2 separate regions of the Homo sapiens genome follow, and region 2 is linked to region 1. A link is a loop called in an ENCODE intact Hi-C map of the cell type or tissue named here. Cell type or tissue: heart right ventricle. All regions are shown on one strand. Each heading gives the region's core, and the rest is flanking DNA. Links, peaks and the distances in the headings are about the cores only. Region 1 holds the start of SMIM32 (small integral membrane protein 32). Region 2 holds the start of LECT2 (leukocyte cell derived chemotaxin 2).

Evidence for each region. Hi-C counts contacts between places; a loop is a spot of excess contacts. Peaks named below come from ENCODE experiments on the same cell type or tissue, not always from the same donor. Only the 100,000 strongest peaks of a DNase experiment are listed, where the experiment ranks them.
Region 2: it touches region 1 in a loop (2.2-fold over the local background); 4 of 110 quality-filtered maps call a loop at or near these places.

Annotation. Positions count from the first base shown.
Region 1 is chr5:136,188,703-136,198,972 of GRCh38, reverse strand. SMIM32 (small integral membrane protein 32) reads left to right here and starts at 5,811. Exons shown (of 1, transcript NM_001350994.2): 1 at 5,811-7,505. The coding sequence starts at 6,449. The coding sequence ends at 6,760. RefSeq lists enhancers at 5,340-5,857, 6,014-6,928. In heart right ventricle, for the core only: no CTCF peak of the experiment used is centred there; a DNase peak (open chromatin) is centred at 5,822; H3K4me3 peaks cover 2,128 bases; H3K27me3 peaks cover 4,466 bases.
Region 2 is chr5:135,949,106-135,959,375 of GRCh38, reverse strand. It overlaps LECT2 (leukocyte cell derived chemotaxin 2), which reads left to right and starts at 4,393. Exons shown (of 4, transcript NM_002302.3): 1 at 4,393-4,588; 2 at 6,409-6,505; 3 at 8,008-8,153. The coding sequence starts at 4,543. In heart right ventricle, for the core only: no CTCF peak of the experiment used is centred there; no DNase peak of the experiment used is centred there.

The DNA.
Region 1 (10,270 bases), core at 1,488-9,487:
AAGCTCTAGCCACAAGGGGGGGGTCTGCTTGACACCCTGGGCTCCCACTTCAGCCCAGACTCAGAGGCCTAACCCCAAGAATGAGGTTCACTCATTCACTCTTACCCTGGGAAGACTGAATATGAAGCACACAGTTAAGACCAACAGTAATCAGGTGAGGACTGCCTGGGTCTCTTCCACTAAAGAGAGGGCAAAAAGGCAGGGTTAGTTGGGACCAAAGGCTGGGAGAGGGGGCTTCCTCGGAGGGCTGAGTCTTGCTGGGACTTCAACCCTGGCACCCGCCCCTTCCTCTAGGATCTGACAGCCTTTTGCAAAGGCTCACCAGCCCCAACCTCAGCAGAGGAAAGACGACTCCATGCTTGGCTAGCAAGGGCAACAGTGCCACCAGCTTCATATGTCCCACCTGGCAGGGGGCTCCTAACAGGTGAGGTTTGCTTAGGAATTCCTTACGGCCTGACTGAGACACTTTCAGCTTGAGGCTCTTCTTACCGAATCCTTTCTTCCCTCTCTCCTCTCAGGGGTCAGAGCAGTACTGTGACCTGAAGCTCTCCCTGCTGCCTCTTCTTCGTGCCCCTTTTTTACCCATCACAGCTATTTCCCCTAATACATCTTCTGCATGTGCTTCTTGGAGGACCTGAGATGACACTGAGCCAGACTGAATTTTTCTTCTTGCCATAATCAGAATAATTAAATAAGATTAAAAGACAGAAACTTTGTCGTTGTGTGATTCATGATGTTTAATGCTGTGCCCATGCACTACTTAAAGTAATATGGCATCCCACTTGAAGTATTCTTGCCAAATTTTAGAAAATGCAATCCTAGACAAAATCAAACTTTTTCTGATGGAGTTCTTTTGCCCTGGCCTCACTACCAAGTCCCAGACCTTTTCATGAAGCAGTCCTGCATCAGTGCCACAGATGAGTCGGGGCCTCTGAAGTGACTAAACACACCTGCTCCCTGCCTTGCTACCTGTCTCCATTTCTGGGACTAAGGCACTCTTTCTGGCTCCCAGTCTCTCCATAAGTATAACCACAAAGGCCAGGCACCCTATCCTGGAAGCCTAGGGACAGGGACGTGAGGATGTTAGCCAGACCACCAGGGGCCCCTGAGCCTGGCAACTGATCCCAAACAACAGTCCTGTTCCCAGTCTTTGGCCATATACTGGCTCTATCCCAGCTTTAGCCTCCTTGCCAGTACTTGGCCAGAGTGATGGCTCATCCCTTAGCATGCAGTGACCCCACCGTGACCCCATCCAACACACCTAGTTGAGCCCAGGCAGCAGGAGGAATGTGGTTTCACCACCATGCAAACCTCTGCCTTTCCCAGAGAAAGCAAGATGATTGGGTCCAGGGGGTGACTATCAGTCTATCAATCCCAGGATCCTGCAAGCCTTGGGTCGCCATAACCTGCTTGGCTTGAGGTTATACCACTAAAGGGACCTGGAGAGGCAGATGAGGTCACATGTCATTGGGACCATAGAAAAAAATGTTGAGGTGCTAACCAATGAGTGGTGAGACCTGATTCAAAAATAAATGGCACAACATTCACCAGCCTGGTGAATCTTGAAACTGACTCCATCCCATCATCTGATCTGACCAGAGACCAGCAAGCTGACAGGACCACGGGACAGAACTGGAGACACCCTTTCTGGGATAGGAGACAAAGCCCTTTCAGAGCTCTCTCCTTGCAGAATCATTTCTCCCTCACACCCCATCGTCTCTCCAGTTACCCCACTCCACTAACCAAACTGCAGCCATTTTGAAAGCCCTGGCAAGACCATTCTCCAAGCCTCCTACAGGTTATTCTCATTAGGAAAGCTGCTTCATTCCAGAGTCTGGGCTTGGGCTACTTGCTATTTACTTCTTAAAATGGTTATTGTAGGCTGGGCATGGTGGCTCACACCTGTAATCCTAGCACTTATAGAGGCGGAGGCAGGCGAATCACCTGAGGTCAGGAGTTCAAGACCAGCCTGACAAATATGGTGAAACCCCATCTCTACTAAAAATACAAAAAAATTAGCTGGGTATGGTGGCTGGTGCCTGTAATCCCGGCTACTTGGGAGGCTGAGGCAGGAGAATTGCTTTGAACCCGGGAGGCGAAGGTTGCAGTGAGCCGAGATCGTGCCACTGCACTCTAGCCTGGGCGACAGAGCGGGACTCCATCTCCAAAAAACAAAAAATGGTCATTCTAAAATGTAACCTTAAAGTCACCAACCACTATGGTTGCCAAAGTCATCTAAAACGAGCAAACAGAAAGCCACTAACAGGGGCAATGATTTAAAAAACAAACAAAACAGTTTTGCAAGCAAGGGCATCATCAGCATTCACAGAGGAAGTGGCCATCCCATTCTCCAGCAGACTAACACCCACACAGGGAAAACCCACACCAGCCAATCTTCAATTGTCTGAACTCCAATCTTCAGACAGCAATTTTTCACCTTTGATCTTCACCCCCAGCTTCTGCGTGACGCTGAGTAGTTTAATAATAATTCCCTTGGCGTGTGGAAGAAACAGAAATAGCTCCACCAGGCACCACAGGCCTGCGCAGCACAGTTTATGAAATCCTGGGGCTCTAATGCTCCCAGTCTCCTAAGTTTCCATTAAACAGCTGCCAAATGGCTCTCGCTGGCAGGAAAGGCACCCTTGCCTCGCCTCCCTTGGTTTCTCCGCAGACAGGTCAGGAGGGAAGAAACATGTGTCACTCAACAACTACGTAATGGGAAAGAGGTTGCCCTGAGGTCCCCCCCTGTGACCTCTGCCTGTCAAAGCCAACCTCTAAGCCCCTTTTTATAATCTTTTCCAAAGACTTAAATGTATGGGTACACAAAGCTCCCTTAATGGAAGGTCGCTCTGGCTTGTATAAAGAGCTGTGTAAACTTCATCTCTGCATTTACTCAGTACCAGCCTTGTTTAATTTCCTGCCCGGGGATGTGCAGGGAACGTGACTGCCCTCTCAGGGCCCTGAACATCTTTCAGAAAAGAAACAGTACCCTCCCTACTTCAGGGCCCCCCAAAAAGCAAGACACCTCCTCCAACTGTACTAAAAGGGAAGGCAGTTTGACCACATGCTCTCTGTTGAGTTTCTCTTTAGAAAAGGCAGCTTCAGACTGAGTGGACAAGCACAGACCACAGCTGGAGGGTCCCCTACACCATAACCAGCTATGTGATCTTGGCAAGTGACACCACTTCCTGGGGTTCTGGCTTTCTCCTTTAGAAAATGAGGGGATAGATGTGCCTATCACAGGTTGCTGTGCGGAGAAAGATGAATGCTAAGCCCCCGCCTAGTGCTCAGCTTGTGGTAAGAGGGCCAGGAATGGTAGCTACTAGAATCATTCTGCCATGGCAGAAGGTTCATTATAGTGGCTAAGTGCATGGACTCTGGAGCCCCACTTCCCACATCCGAGCTCCAGCTTCTTCATTCACAGGTGGGAGACCTTGCATGTGTCATTTCTATAAAATGCCGCATGGGAACAGCAGCAGCTGTGGGGAAGGAATGAGCAGTGTTGGGGACATCAGGTTCAAAGATTTCCCTGCCCACCACCACTACCATCCCTGTTTCACCACCATCCCCGTCCTGCCACTATGACCAGCGAAGCTGCAGAGACCTTCCATCCACACCAAACCCTTTGCAGACACCCTGCTCCACACCATTTCCTGGATAATCACAGCCTGTTTCCAGAGGAGGACCAGAAAACACTTATTTACCATTGCCCCTCATTTTATAGCCCAAAAGGCTGAGGCCTGCCCCAGATTCCACTTACAGCCTCCCAAATGAGCTGCCTTGTGTCAGTAAGCCCCCCTCCTGGGTTCATACCTGGGGTTATGGTGGACCTGAGAGAAAGTGGGGGAGGTAGGCCATGCCACTTCCCATATAGATCCCAGGAGGAAATTCCAGGCCAAATCCCAAACTGAGCTACCCAAGTCCCGCATTCATGCCTTCCCAGGACCCAGGAAGTTACTGACAGCAGGAGCGTCACCTCCATCCCAACCCCCTCCATCCAACTCATGAGCTGAGTCTCCCCCTGGCTGAAAGTCCTGGTGAGGAGGCCTGTTCTGGCTTCACATAATGTTCTCTAGCGTGCTGCTGGCCGAGAAAAATGCTGTCTGAAACAGGTCAGGTCTTCAGAGAAAGGGACTCCCCCCATCTCCTGAGTGGCCCACTGCCACTGCTGCTGCTATATCACTGATACATGGTGGCTGTCCTGTGCTAACACGGATAAGCCCTGGCCCCTCTCAGAGCCAACTCTGCCATCTGGAAAATGAGGCATTGATGGCAGCCATGTGGAGGGGCTCAGCATCCTGCACCCTGGAAGCAGACCAGGCAGCCCTCTAGGACCAAGGGGGGCTCTGTCTGGGATGGTGATTGGTAGATGGGGCAGTGCTGAATACTGTCAAGCCCTGCTAAAACCCCCACAGGTCCATCTATGGGACTAAGTGAAAAACACCCAAGAGGGCATTTTTGTACCTCATTTGGCAAACACTGTAGAGTCAGGACTTGGAACCACAGTTTCAACTTCGACAAAGAGCTCACGGAGGTGATTCTGCCGGGCTGAGCAGGGATTTGTGGGTATGAGCTCTGGCCAAGGTCTGCCTTGCACACCCTGATTGTTCTTGTTATGCTGGTGGCCAGGCATGAGGTGCAGTGGGAAGAGAGAATAACTAACTCATCTTTCTACTGGCTCTCTCAGCCAATGTCACCAAGCTCTCCCCATGTATTGCACCCCTGAATGGGAGATGAGGAAAAGAGGAGAAAGACATGGATGTGAACTTGGTTGACCCTTTGAGGGTCTCTGACAAATGAGCAGACAACAGGGCTGGGACTAGGGTGAGGGGTGAGGCATCTAGGGGCAAAACTGAAGGAGACACCTACTCCCAACCCTGCACTTGCAGACTCTGAGAGCGAGTGTCTCATTCAGTATTGTGCTCTAGACTTCTCACCCACCTCCCCCTAATTCTGGCCCTGAAAGAAAATGACAGGCCAGAGGTGAGGGGTGGGTGCTTGTTGAGAAGTGCAGGGGCTGTGGTGGTCCAGGGTGGTTGTTCCCACTCTAGTCTGGGGGTCCTGGAAGACTTTGCAGAGGAAGTGAGCAGTTCAGACTCCTGGGAAAGGAGACACCTCCCCACTCAATCCAACTGATTGCACACCTCTGTCCTGGCCACCTCGCCTTTCCAGACCTGCCAAGGGCAGGGGGGCAACTGCCAGCGCCATGTCCTCCTTTTGCCCCTCTGTGCCCAGGCAGAATAGGCAAAAGGGAGCTGAACATTCTTGCACACGGTGCGGGATGCACACAGACCGGCAGGACGCAGCCGGAGAGGACACGGGGCCCACAGAATCAGTCCTGGCTTGAACATGCTTGTCTGGGAGCGCGTCTGCACACCCTTGGAGGTGGTGTGCCCGGCCTGCGCTACCCAGCAGCCAGTGGGCACTCGGAACAAACCAGGCCATGCCTGGAGGGAGCCTGTCAAGGAGGATAATGAACGCAGGTGTGCACGCTCAGCTGAGCTTTGTCTCTGAGTTGGTTTGCTTACCTCAACGGTTTGTCCCTGTTTGGCGTGTGGCTCTGTTCATAGGTCTGTAACTGTGTCTTTGCCCGTCAGTCTTCCTGTGACCCTGTGCTTTTCTCTCTTTCTCTCTCTCTCTCTGTCCCTGTCTCTGTCCCTCTGTCCCTGAGTGATGTGAGGCCGGGCTGGGGGCAGTCGCAGCCGCGTCCTCTCTTGCCCTCATTGGTTCGCAGCCGCTCCCCCGGGCAGCCGCCGCCAGTCCCGCCCCTCCCCCGAACCCCCGCCCGGGACACGAGCGCGCTCAGAGCCGCCAGAAAGCTCAGTCTCCTGCTCAAAACAGGAGCGCAGCAGCCGGAGGGAGTGGGGACAAGCTCGCTGAACACTGGGCGTCTCGACAGGGACCAGAGCCTGCAGGACTGTTCCGAGACGCTGCGGTGGCGGCGGCGCCGGAGGACGCGGAGGACTCCCTGGCCACCCGCCCTCCGTGCGCTCTGCCACCGGGCGCTCAGCAGAGACCCCGGGCTGCGGCTGCACTTGCTGAGTGCCTCTCCCCGCCGCCGCAGCCCAGAGGCGCCCAGCACCTGGAGCTCACTGGAGCTGAGGGTCCGAGCTGAGCGGGCTGTTGTAAAGCCGAAAGGCGAGTCAGTGACTGGGACCTCTGTCCTGGTGGCGACGGAGAGAAACAGTGAGCCCGAGGGGCGCGGGCACAGAACTGTCCAGCTCCGAGAACTGGGGTCCGCCAGCCGGCGGGGAAAGCAGCTGAGCGCGGAGGCGAGTGAGCGGACGCGTCCCGGGGTCTTTGCAGTCCCCGCCGGCCCCAAGGCACCGACTCTCGGTCAGTTGGGCGCGGCAGGGCGGGAGGGGCGCGCCATGGAGGCGCCGGGTCGCGCCAGTATGCTCCAGGCCAAGTGAAGCGGTCCGGCTGGGGTCGGCGGGACCCGCGGGCCATGTACGGCGACATATTCAACGCCACGGGCGGCCCCGAGGCGGCGGTAGGCAGCGCGCTGGCCCCAGGAGCCACGGTCAAGGCAGAAGGCGCTTTGCCGCTGGAGCTGGCCACTGCGCGCGGTATGAGGGACGGCGCGGCCACAAAGCCCGACCTGCCCACCTACCTGCTGCTCTTCTTCCTGCTGCTGCTCTCGGTGGCGCTCGTCGTCCTCTTCATCGGTTGCCAGCTGCGCCATTCGGCCTTCGCCGCGCTGCCCCACGACCGCTCGCTGCGCGACGCCCGCGCGCCCTGGAAGACGCGGCCGGTGTAGCTTGGGACTGAGCCACGGCCGCCGGGCGCCCCGTCCCGACCTAGCCAAGAGCAGCCAGCTTGAGCCTGGTAGGGAGGGCACGACACCGGGGATCGCTGGCCCCTGGGAACACGGTGCCCTGACCCAAAGACCCTTCCTGAACTAGAGTGGCAACCCGAGAGGAAAGGGAGACCGAGGCGTCGGGAGCCTGTGTAGGGTCTCGATCCCAGTACCTGTAGGTACCGTGATTCTGATCCCCTGGCCAAATCTTTCTTCCTCTGGACAGAGGGTCCAGTCGGGAAACCTTCCCGAAAGACGGCGGTCGGGTCGGGAAACCTTCCTGAAAGACGGCGCGCCAGCCCGTCTTGCTTGCTCGCCGCCTGCTGACTTCCTTACTTTGCACACGGAAGGGGCAGGAACCGCAAGCGTGCAACTAGCCTGGAGCTACCCGTCTGGACTCGCAGGCCCTGTGGCTGTTTCCCACAGCTGCTACGGCCTCTCTTGCTCCTTGACACCGAGGAGGACCCCACTAGGATCCGAGCGTCGTGAACTCACCTGAACTTTGGAAGGTTGGCACTGGGGGGCCGCATCCCCCTGGGAAATGACTGAACGCGGGGTTTCAGTGGGTCCCGCCTGGGTCTAAGGACCCAGTTTCTTCTGTGAGCACGGGCAGTGGGAGGCCGGTGGAAAGGCGCAGGGGCCCACCTACGCGTCTCACATCTTCAGGGGCGCATTTCTACAATAAAAACTCACCCAATTAGACCTAGCGCTGAGAACGTGCTGGTAATTGTTTGCGCCGCTTTGGAAAAGGGGATAAGGGTAGATCGATCCCGAGCAGGAGACCCAAGCGAGAGACACCTCCCCGCCCAGGACATTTTGATGATACTACCTCCTCTTCGGCTTTTTCCCAGGGTCGGTCAATTACTTCCTTGGGGAAGTTTTTTTTTCAGGATGGTCTCCAGGGAAAATTGCTGCCTGACCTGCTGAATAAATTCCCATTAACAGGGCTCCTGGGGACCCTTTCTGCAGGGCAGTTCCTTCCACCTGGCATCTTCCCTTTTGCTCTGAGCTTTCCTGGGCCTGAAGCCCCTGAAGAGCCCTATCTGGACCAGAACCGTCTGGTGAAGGAAGAGCCTGAAGATCAGGTGGTGGGGCAGCTGCCCAGCACTTCCTCCCAAAGGAGATGGGGGCCTGCCCTGGAGAACCTGGCAGGAGGGAAATGGATGCATAAACCCAGTTAAGGGGAAATCAACTTCAAAGAACTTGAGAGGGACTAGGAAGGCTTGTAATAACCTTAACCAAAGTTAACCCAATTCTAGGGAGTCTTTTTACGGGGCTTTAAAATAGTTTCAGGAGTCACCTGGCTCAATGGAGCACTAGAGCTTAGAGAAGGTTTGACTGAAAAAGAATTTGACAGACTGTCTAATCCAGTCATTCTAACACATGCTAGGGTCACTTGGGCTTTTGGCAATCTTTAGAAAACTAAGGACTCTTGGCCCTGGCCAAATGCATACAGGCACAAAATTCTGCAACAATTCTATGAGTTCTGACACTGAAACTGGTTCCTGAGACCAGACTGAGGTTGAGGAAGAGAGACTGGCCAGGGCTCCTGAGGCCCAGCCCAGCCCAGCCCAGCCCACCACTTCTCCTCAGTCAGTATCCAAGATTCCCTCCTGGCTTCTATCCCAGGAAGCACTGGAGACGAAGCATAGAAACCAGAAAAGCCTCCCTGGGCTTGATTCTTCACGCCTTCCAGAACTAATACCCACCAGGTCCTAACGATGCCAATTCTATGATCACCTCACACAGCATTTCAGTTTAGTCTTCAGAAAGGTAGCCAAACCTCTGCAGCCTATAATAAAGGTAACCCAAGCTAATCTGCATGAACCTTGGACTAGACGGAAATAAATGTGAGAAATATGAGGGCCCCTGGCTAGCATACAAAATCACATGCTGCTGAAATGGGGGACCCTTCAGCCTTGGTCTGAGGGCTTCTGAGGGGGTAGGGGGACCCTTCAGCCTTGGTCTGAGGGCTTGTGACAGGTAGGAGACTAATGTAGAGGCAGAGTATCTCTCCACCACATGTCCTGATGGCCAGATCTGAAGGTAGTATGCAGAGTGGTCAAACGTACAAGCTCTGGAGTTCAAATGCCTGGCTTTAAATCCCAGCTCCACCTCTCACTAGCTGTATGGCCTTGTGCAAATAACCTATCTGAGCCTATTTCCTCATCTGCAAAATGGGCATTATATCAACTAGCTCTACAAGTTTGAATAATAGAGTATAACCAAAGTTATTATAACCAATAACAACATGCTAGCAATAATGCTTGCAGAAAATGAGCGTCCAAACTATAGCTATTTGTAAAACTGAGCTATAGGCGTGAAGCAGCACTGCTGCTGCGAGGAGACCCCACCAACAGGATGTGCTCTCACTACGGCCCACTGTCTCCTGTGACCACAAACAAATGCAAGGACTGGTTCCTTCATGGGAGAACATGAGTAGATGACTGGCTTAGGATTCACCTGTAGTTCCTGGGCCAGAATCAGCTCAAGCCAGAGTAATCCAGGAGGCTTTTGGGCTCTCTCTGATGTCTCTACAGGGTTGCAGTGGCCTCAGCCACTTAAGCCAAAGGCTTGGCCACTTCAAATGAATAGACACTTTGGGAATAAGTTTCTGGGTAATTGAGCCTGCATAGACCTGGAATCTAGAAAGCACACAGGGTCAGTAAAGGTATTATCTGCCAGCACTGTGAACCCGAGTAACTTGGTTCTCTTTTCTAGGATAGTATTAGACTGAGGGGTAATGGGTTCTTCCTCATGTTGAACCCAGCCCCAGACTCTCTTCTGGGAAGCAGGGATGTGGCTGAATTCAGATCTGTCCTCTACAATATTTAGAATAAGTGGACTACAACATGGTGATTGGATATTTAGGTGGTGTTAAAATTGAATGCATATGTCTTCCCAAAATTCATATGTTGAAGCCCTAACCCCCAGAGTGGCTGTATTTAGAGTAAGAAAGTAAAGTTATATGAAATCATAAGGGTGGAGCCCTGTTCTGATAGGATTAGTGTCCTTGTGGGACCACAGATTGCTCTCAACTCTGGCCAGGCGCAGGCACGGAGAAAAGGCCATGTGAGGACACGGTGAGAAGATGGTTATCTGCAAACTAGGAAGAGGGCCCTCACTAGAAACCGACTCAGCCGGAACTCGAATCTTGGAGGACTTCTAGCTTACGGAACTGTGAGAAAATAAATTTCTGTTTAAGCCACCCAGTCTATGGAAGCAGCCCAAACTAAGAGAGATGACTGTCTGGGTGTAGACCTGTGCATACACATCCTCCTGCCCTTTGCCCTCCCACCAGTTCCAAGATGTCTTGAAACCACCTTTGGAGAGCAGGGCATGGCAGGCTAAAAACAGGAATAGGGCCCATGTCACAGGTGTTTGGGTTCCTCTGCTATAACCAGCCACAGTGAGCAGCCAGAAGGGTTGAGGTTAACGCATTTTTGTTGGTGGGGGTTGGGGGAGAGGCTG
Region 2 (10,270 bases), core at 691-8,690, 240 kb after region 1:
CAAGGTTACAGAAAAATCAGTTTTTCCTTGCTGTATGGGAACTTTTTTATGTTCAAAAGATATTGCCAACAAATTAATTGTCCAACAAATGTCTTTATTTAACTTGTTGCTATGGGAAAACTTTCAAATATAAACAAACTGGAGAGGATAGTATAGTAAACTTCTGCGTACTCATTACCCAGCTTCAGTAATTAGCAGTTCATAGCCAATTGTGTTTAATCTATATGCTACCTACTCTCCTAACTCCTGGATTATTTTGAAGCAAATCTGAAACATCCTATGATTTCATACCCATAAATGTTTCAGTATGTATTTCTAAAAGATAGGAACTTTTTACAAACACCTAATGTATTATGCTTAAAATTACACAGAATAATTTCTAATATCATCAAGTAGTGTTAAAATTGTCCCTATTCTCTGTTTCTCTCTGTCTATCATTTCCTCATTTGATTCAGACTCCAAGTAAAGTCCATACACGGCATTTTGTTGATAAATCTTGTAAATCTCTTCTAATCCACAGATTGCCCCTCTCTCTATTTTCCTTTCCTCAGAATTTATTTGTTGAAGAAACCAGGTTCTTTATCTGGTAGAACTTCCTACAGCCTGCATTTGTCTGACTGCATTCTTGTGGTACATTTAACATGCATCCCTGTGCTGCATAGTTCCTGTAAACTGAAAGTTAGAGCTAATGGCCTTATAAGACTTTAGCCTGATTTTTTGACAAGAATACTTTATAGGTTGTGTTGTGCATTTCCAACAGGAGGTATAAAATGTCTGATATACTCTCTCCTTCTCTCTCTTCTTAACAATACGATTGATTAGGTATCATCAGCCTGATCCATCCATTACAAAGTTTCTCATCAGCTTTTCAGCATTGATGACATTGCTCAGATCCTATCCCATTACGGGTTTCAAAAGAGTCTCCTACCATCTCTTCTGCAGTTTAGAGGACGGCACTGGCTTCAGAGGGGAAGATACATTGGAAACAGTTAATGCAGAAGGCAGGGAAAATAGGAGGAAAGCAGGCCACAGGTAGGAAAACAATAGCATTGCTGGAGCAAAGGTTTTGTGCATTTAAAAATGTGAGGGGTATTGCAAAATTGTACTCTAAAGAGGTTAAACCAACTTACACTTTTCAATAAATGTTTCTACATACCTTTGTCAATTTGATGGGTGAAAAACTACACCTCATTCTGGTTTACAATTGTTAATTTTAAGTGAAGTGGATCATATTTTCAAATACATATTGGTAATCTGTATTTTTTCTTTTAGGAAAGTCTGCTGCTATCTTTTGCCCATTTTTCTTTTTTTTTTCTTTTGAGACGGAGTCTTGCTCTTGTTGCCCAGGCTGGAATGCAATGGCACAATCTCGGCTCACTGCAAACTCCGCCTCCCAGGTTCAAGCGATTCTCCTGCCTCAGCCTCCCAAGAAGCTGAGATTACAGGTGTCTGTCACCACATCTGGCTAATTTTTGTATTTCTAGTAGAGATGGGGTTTCGCCATGTTGGCCAGGCTGGTCTCGAACTCCTGACCTCGTGATCCGCCTGCCTCGGCCTCCCAAAGTGCTGGGATTACAGGTGTGAGCCACCGCGCCTGGCCTTTGCCCATTTTTCTATCAATTTGTTTACACCTTTTATTTTTTTAAAGAATTCTTTATATATTAGGGAGATGAGTTCCTTATCTGTCATATTATATGGGTTATAGATATTTTTTTCAGATTATTATCTTTTGACTCTGATCAGGATACTGTTGGCTTTGTAGAAAGTTTTTTTTATTATTGTTATAACGCATTTATCAAATATTTCCTTCAGCACTTCTGGGTTTTTTAACATTCTTTGAAAAGTCCAACCCATACCAAGACCATTAAAAATCATTCATAATTTCTCCTAGTATTTCTATGGTTTCAGTTCATTTCTTTTCTTTCTTTCCTCCTCCTCCCTCTTTCTCTCCTTTTGCATACAAATGTTTGGTTCACTTTGATATGGATTGAACTTTTATTTATTTATTTATTTTGAGACAGGGTCTCACTATCTTACCCAGGGTGGAGTGCAGTGGCATGATCGTAGCTCACTGTAACTTCAAACTCCTGGATTCAAATATTCCTTCTGCCTCAGCCTCCCAAGTAGCTAGGACTGCGTACACACACACCATGCCTGACTAAGTTTTAAAAATGTTTTGTAGGAATGGGGTTTTGCTATGTTGCCTAGGCTCGTCTCGATCTCCTGGCCTCAAGTGATCCTCCCGCACAGGCCTCACAAAGTGCTAGGATTACATGCATGAGCCACCACGCCTAGACTGCACTTTTATTTCTTGCCAGTTGTTGTCTCAATACAGTTAATAGAATGACTTATATTTCCTCTAATCATTTAAAGTATGACTTCTATTGTATACTACATGCTGTATATATTTGTGCCTATTTCTGAATCATCTGTTTTGTTTCACTAACCTATTCTTTCAGTACATTGACTCAGATCCTTGATGTATTCAATGCGTTGGCATTCTATATTGTATACATTAGATGCCTCCTTGAAAGGTTGTGTGTGAAGCAAAAACAATTAGGTGCATAATCTCATTGGCATCGTTTAGTTATTGTTGTGTGACATACCACACCAAAACTCAGTGGCTTCCAATGACAGCCAGTTAAGCCCATACATTCATAGGGTATACTAAGCTGGATTTTGTAGGGGCAACTGTGCTCTGCATGGCATCCATTCCCTTCCCAGGGCAGCAGGATCATCTGCCTCACGGCGATGTAGAAACACAGGAAGGAGTGTGCAAAGACTAAGGCCCCAGAAGACCCAGGCTTTCCCGACCCACTGCCACTTCTGCCTCATCTTAGTGGTCAAAGCTACACAGCTAAACCCAAAATCAAGGGTGAGGAAAGTTCCCTTTGCCCCCATGAAACATGGCAAAGGTGTGGATGCAGAGAGGGTGAAGAACTGGGGCTACAATCCCAATCTCCCACAGCTACTGGCACATAATTTAAATGGGGAAGCTTCCATAGAAAATTCCAGGTGCTCATCTAATATTAAGCTAAAAAGGAGCTGCTAACATATATTTGAAACACACTGAAAATTTAATTCCCCAGAAAAGTACAGGGTAACATAACATCCATGTGTCTATCTCCAATAATTAACAAATTAATATTTTAACATATTTGCTTCTGATTTTTTTCTTTTTTTAGAAATAAAATATTTTAGAGTTTATGTACTCTGTATATCCTTCCACGGTTTTATTTCTCTCACTATCCAGAAGTAATTAGTACCTTAAAGGTAGTCTGTGCATATTTTTATTATACATACAGCATTCATTAAGATTAATATACTTGTTTTCAGATTTTACATATTATAAATAGTATGATACTATATATATAATTCTAAAAATAGCTTTTTAATTCAACAGTATATCTAGAGATCTAGCTGTGTTAATACATGTAGATTGTCTTCATTTAAATTGTTATATTTTACTCTGTTGTATGACTGTATTATTCTGTTCTTGCATTGCTATAAAGAAATACCTGAGATTGGGTAATTTATAAAGAAAAGAGGTACAGAAAGCATGGTAGCTTCTTGGGACGTCTCAGGAAACTGAAAATCATGGCGGAAGGCAAAGGGCAAGCAGGCATGTCTTACACGGCTGAAGCAGGAGGAAGTGAGAACAGGGGAGGTGCTACACACTTTTAAACAACCGGATCTCACCATAACTCACTCACTCACTATCAGGACAACAGCACTAAGGGGATGATGCCAACCCATTCATGAGCACTCTAGCCCCATAATTCAATCACCTCTCACCAGGCCCCACCTCCAACACTGGGGATTACAATTGAACATGAGATTTGGGTGGGGACACAGATCCAAACCATATCAATGACTATATTATAATTAATCTTTTTTCCTTTATTGATGGATGCTTTTAATGGTGTTAACTTACCATTATCATAAACAAGAAAACATTTAAAAATCACATATTTAAGGTGAATACATGCAATTTTATTAAAATATTAAAGTTATTTGCAAATATTACACAGGTGAAATATAATTAAACTGAGAATTCAAAAACACCTAAGGGATATATTAAGGAATATGTTATGAAGGGCTACACATTATTAATGACCAATTTTCTTCTGAAATATGTGCTATCAAGGAAATAAAAGAAAGATCTACCAGCAGGCAGCACTAAATATTCCATCATTCGCACGAACATTCTCCTACAAGCCACAGCCCAGAAGACTGTCGATATGCACCTAGCCTTATCATTTTCTGTTAATATTTAGTCAGTATTTCCAATATAATTGGCTTCTTCTTCAGATCAAAGGCTTTTACATAGGCCCTACCTGCAAATCAAATAGCTATCCATGGAATATTAGAACTTGACTTGCTCCATCCTCTTAAACTTTTTGTGTCTCACACTAAAGAAATGAGAGATGCAGAATTCTAAGGCTAAATAGCTAGGAAGTATTCATTCAAACTTGAATATTCTTCAAAGAGAGTGTGGGGGCAACTCTAATCAGAGGAAGAAACTAAAGGAAGTAAAACCAGATGTTTTCCACCAAAGCCCTCCTTTTGGCTGGTCTGATTTCTACCGGTAAGTCGAAAGTGCAATTTTAGAATATTGATTAACTTTTAAAAACTGATTTCAGGGGAAGACTAAAAAGATTAAAAAGTCATTAATAGCATGATCACAACAAAGACTTGTGTATTTGGCTATTAAAAATGAAATAGGAATGACACATGGTCCTGAGGATGTTTTAAGTAATTTAAATGGAATGTTCCGGTTCTTTAATGAGGGAAACATAATAGTGGGTTGAGAAGACATTACAAAGCCTTTCAGTCTGAGTCTGGGTCTGGGACTTAACTAGAACAAAACTAGATAATAAAAAGTTGATATAAATATTTGATTCTGATTTTGATCAAAATCAAATTCTGATACAGATACTAATACAGAGACTGGTATGGATTAAGACAAAGGGATGGCTCCCTTAATACTCACCGAAGGAGGAAAAAGTGAATAAATTACTACACTGTCTGATATTTGCCTCAATTCCCAAGGATAAATATTAGTTGCCAAAGTGATGGGATTATATCTTGATCAAGGTGTTGATTTGGAGCTTGGCTCCAAGGCATAAAACTTTTGAAACCCACCTTTTAAAAGTATTTTAAAGAAGAGGCTTAATGGCCATATTCTGTAGGTTCTCTTCACAGGATAGGTATTAATGAAGAGTAAAATGTCTTTAAATAAAATCAATAGTCAAATTACCAGGCTCTCGCTTTTGCTTGTTTGTTTCAAAGTGCAAGGTTGAGTGTGCTCACTGTATCTCTCTGTGAATGTTAACACTGGAAATCCAGGACATTTAATTCCATTGAACATTTATTAAGTGCTTACTATAGTAAAGAAACAAATTGTGCCTGAAACAAAGTTTGCACCAAGTCTGCTGAGAAAGCAGCCCCTCCTCCACGTTTCATAATTTTTCATATAATTGGTTCTACTCCTTCTCCTACCTTCACCCCTAATCTCAGTCTAGGCTAAATTGGTTTGACATTTCAGATTATTTTTAAGAATCTCCCTCTTCCATGTTGGCAACTATGAGAGATTTATCTAGTGTTAAACAAACTTGGCTAGTACAGAGTTCGTTTCTCCTTTAATTCAAACATTTGCTTGGATTTGATTAGTGGAACTAACCATTTCAAAATTACAATTTCTAAAATTATTTTCTGAGCCATGCTATTTTATTATTTTTGCTTAATCTAAAAATAATGATCCCCATGGCAGATAATGAGCAAAGAAAAATAGAAAAGCACAACTTATACCATTTACTAATGGATCTGAAGCAAAGTATAATGATGGAGGCCAATGCTTATAAAGAAACACATTCAGCTGGGCGCAGTGGCTCACGCCTGTAATCCCTGCACTTTGGGAGGCTGAGGCAGGCAGATCACGAGGTCAAGAGATCAAGACCGTCCTGACCAACATGGTGAAACTCCGTCTCTACTAAAAATACAAAAATTAGCTGGGTGTGGTGGTGCGCACCTGTAGTCCCAGCTACTCAGGCGGCTGGGGAAGGAGAATCACTTGAACCCAGGAGATGGAGGTTGAAGTCAGCTGAGATCACGCCACTGTGCTCCAGCTTGGCAACAGAGTGAGACTCCGATCCAAAAAAAAAAAAAATTGTATTCACTGATACTCTAACGTCACAAAGCAGAATTCTGTGGCCAGGGAAAAAGCCAATTTTACATCTGAATCAGGAAATAAAATTCTGGAAGGACGATCTTCCCATAAATACATAAAGTCCAGGGAAAACTACAGTGAAAACAGAATTGTCAGGATCAACTGTGTGACTGATAAGGCAAATGGGGATAGGAAATGTCTGAGGCCAGGAGCTCTGCTCTCACTTTTCTCCTTTTTAGCACTGGCAGGGCCATGGGCTAATATATGTGCTGGCAAGTCTTCCAATGAGATCCGGACGTGTGACCGCCATGGCTGTGGACAGTACTCTGCTCAAAGGTATGAAGTTGCACAACCACCCACCCAACCCTTTGGTCCCTAACCTCTTTTCTTAGTGTCCTTGCCCAACGTTGGTTGCCTCAAGGGCTCACAGTTCTGACAGCATGAAAAACCAGAGATGTAACCAGTTACATCACTGTCTTTGGAGCAGCTTCCAAGAACTCTGCTTCAAGTATGAGCTATAAATTGGGATCAGAATGTGGAAGAAGGAAAAGATCAGGGAGCAAACACAATGTTTTCCTTCTGAATGTCTTCACACATTCACTTATCTCAACTGTTTTTTTCCAAAGGGTTATTAAACACAACTATCCCATTTTATAGAAGAGAAACTTTAACTGAGGTACCAAAGGGTTAAGGGACCTGCCAAGCACAGTTGGAGATGGTGAAGCCTGGACCTGAATTCAGGCTTTTGGTTCCTCTTCCCACCAAACCACGCGGTTACTGGCTCAGGCTCTGGATGTTGAATATTAGAGGCTGGCCCTAAGCAGGAGAGAAAGCACCACTATCTCTTCCAGAAAATGAGGGTCACACTTGTGAATTTTCAGTTATACCCAACATCACCTTGGGGTGCCACTTTCTAATGAAATAGCCATGTGTCCAGTCATATCACTGATCTCCATCCTAACTAGAGGGGAACTCTCACATATACAGATACTACTTACAAAGCAACCTCAAATACTGAAACAGGACTAAGAGAAGGGAAATATGGGAAACGTCCCTTGAATTGCCAAAATTCAGACTCAGCTTATACTGCAAAGTTTATGCACTTGATTGATACAGTAAATTCTTGGCTCTTGAGCTTGCTCAGTGTTGCTTTGTACATAATTGCAGCAATCCTGGTGAACCTGATCGTTCAGGTGACAGCCTATTAGAAGGTAGGGGAGGCTGGTGAGAGCAGGCATAGTGACAGCAGCGGGAAGCAAGAGCTGAGGGGTTGCTAAGACGAACTCAAGGCACGTCACAATCTAGAATAGTTTGATTTGGGCTCCATGCACTTTAATAAACCCAGGAGGTATCACTCATTGTATTAAAATACCATATACAGTAAGTGACGTTTACAATCACTTTTCTAGATCACTGCAAGAAAAATAAGACTAGGGTAACATGTGATACTTTTATGATAGGTTCCCATAAAAAGACAGCTGTTTTCAAAGTGGGCTTGAAGATGTCAAGATCTAGGTATCTAGAAAATGCACTTACATGGACTGCCTCATTCCCCCAACATGCCATAAAATAATAGTAGCTAATATTTGCTTAAGGCTTATTATGTACCAAGTACCATTTTAAATGCTTTCATCTTTATGATATGGTTATTAGCACCTGCGGGGAGGGAGGTTAAAATTGGGCTAAACAGAGTGAGGCATCCTGGGACATCCCAACATGTTCTGGCAGCTTCAAGCTTTGGTACCTCGTCTGCAAACAGTGGGCTAACACCATGTTCCCAGGCAGTAAAGCTCCCCTAAGGCAGTTCCTCAGTCTGTTCGTTCTTATTTACATCCTAGAAGTCAGAGGCCTCACCAGGGTGTGGACATCTTGTGCTCTGCTGGATCTACTGTGTACGCACCATTCACTGGAATGATTGTGGGCCAGGAGAAACCTTATCAAAACAAGAATGCTATCAATAATGGTGTTCGAATATCTGGAAGAGGTAAGAGAGGTGGAGTCTACACCTGGGGTGCCTCCTGGAGATGTTGATGCTCATTTATTTAATGCAGGTTCCATACGTAGAGATTTTGTACTTCTTTCAAAATGATAAAACCTGGAACAGAAAGAATATAGAGTGTACCCAAACTAGCTGATGCATTTTTTAAAAAACTTTTATTTTAGGTTCAGGGGTACATGTGCACATTTGTTATATAGGTAAACCACATGTCACAGACATTTGGTGTACAGATTATTTTGTCACCCAGGTAATAAGCATAGTACCCGATAGATATTTTTTTCTGATCCTCTCCCAGCTGAGGCACTTTCAAGGACGTTTCACCATTTTCTCTGAAAACTTCTGCTTCATGCACACACTTCACGAAACCCCACAGCTGATTGGAGGCATTCCTTCCTGTGGCCCATGTGGTTTTGCTTAACAATCTATAAACAAAGCCACTTTCAGCAATGCTAACCATAATGGATAGATACTTGCATTTACTCAAATCCCACAAATCATAAATGCTGGCACTTCTGCAAGAGTTGAATGTGAAATATTTTTGAAAGCTTCTAAGTTTTAGGTAAAGCTAGATCTCCTGGTACTCCAGGTATTGGTTTTGTTGTTTGGTTACTCCATCAAGGTATAAATACACACATAAAAGTGCACAACACATCCATGTATAGCTCCGTGAATTTCAAAAAGTGAACACACCTGTGTAATCAGCACCCAAATCAAGAAAAAGAACATCACCCACATCCCAGAGATCCCTTGTGCTACCACTTAGTCATTATTCCCAGCAAGATAATCACTATCTCAAGTTCTAACACCATGTATTAGTTCTTCCTGTTTCTAAAAATGGTATAAATAGAATTAAACAGCATGCACTCTTTGGGTCTTCTTTCATTCCACATCGTGATTATGCAGTTTATGTTTTTGTATCCACGTTCTTTCTGATGCATGATATTCCATTATATGCGTATACTTTCATCTATTTATCTATTCTTCCTCAGATGGACTTTTGGGCAGTTTCCAGTTTAAGATGATTATAAAATTGCTGCTACGAACTTCCTTATACCTTTTAATGAACATATATATGCATTCCTATTGGGAGTGAGTCCAGAGGAGACCCTCCTCACCAAGCCTGTGAGAGGCATCTTTTGAGCGAACCCACATCCTTGAGGAGCTACATAGTGGTTGTCCTCTGTAGGCCAATGTCACAAGGGAAACTTCTGCCATTGAACTGTGTCCTCTGTAGTGGCACTTAACAGTTAATGCCAAGGTCAGTGAGAGCAGAAGCAGTAATCAGATTCGTCTAAATCTCAGAGATTTGTGACACTGGCTAGTAATCATGGTGACTCAGGAACTGAATAGATGAGCAGCCAACTAAAGCCTTATTGGACTTGTATGAATGGAAATGCTCCAGGTCTGATGAACAAAATGCTGACTTCAGTCATCACAATAATGGGTCCCAATTCCCAATAAATTCCCAGGCTTGAATTGGTTCACAGTCCCAGAGCCTCTTGAACAAAAGGGAGGCTCAGTCCTTTTGCGTAAGGGTCCTGCTACGCAGCCAAACATTTATACTGTAAACCTTACTTCTAGCTGTCCCCAAAGGGACCTGCAACGGTTTAGCAGGATGACAGCACATTAGGGAAGAAATAATTAGGCTCTTCAGAGATTACTGGACACTTGCTCAAAACTGACACTAATTCCTGGAGATCTAAAAGGCCACTGTGGTTCACCAGTCAGACTAGGGGCTTAGAGTCAGGTGGTAAATATAGCTTTTCACTAGGGTCCATCTTACAGTGAGCCCAGTGCATCCTCCAATCTACCAAGAGGTTATTTCCCCAGTTCCAGAATGCATAATTGGAATTGACTTTCTTCTTCTTTCAGACTGCCTTGGCAATTCTTGGTTATTTGCATTTCCAAATAAATTACAGAATCTGTTTGCTAATTTCCACCAAAAATCCTGCTGGGGCTTTGACTGAATCTGCAGTAAATATACAGATCAAATTGAGAACTAATATTTTTAAAGTAGTGAGTCCTCCAATCAATGAACATATTATGTCCTCCACTTACTTAGGTCTTCCTTCACTGTTATATTAATGGTTGTTGTAGTTTTC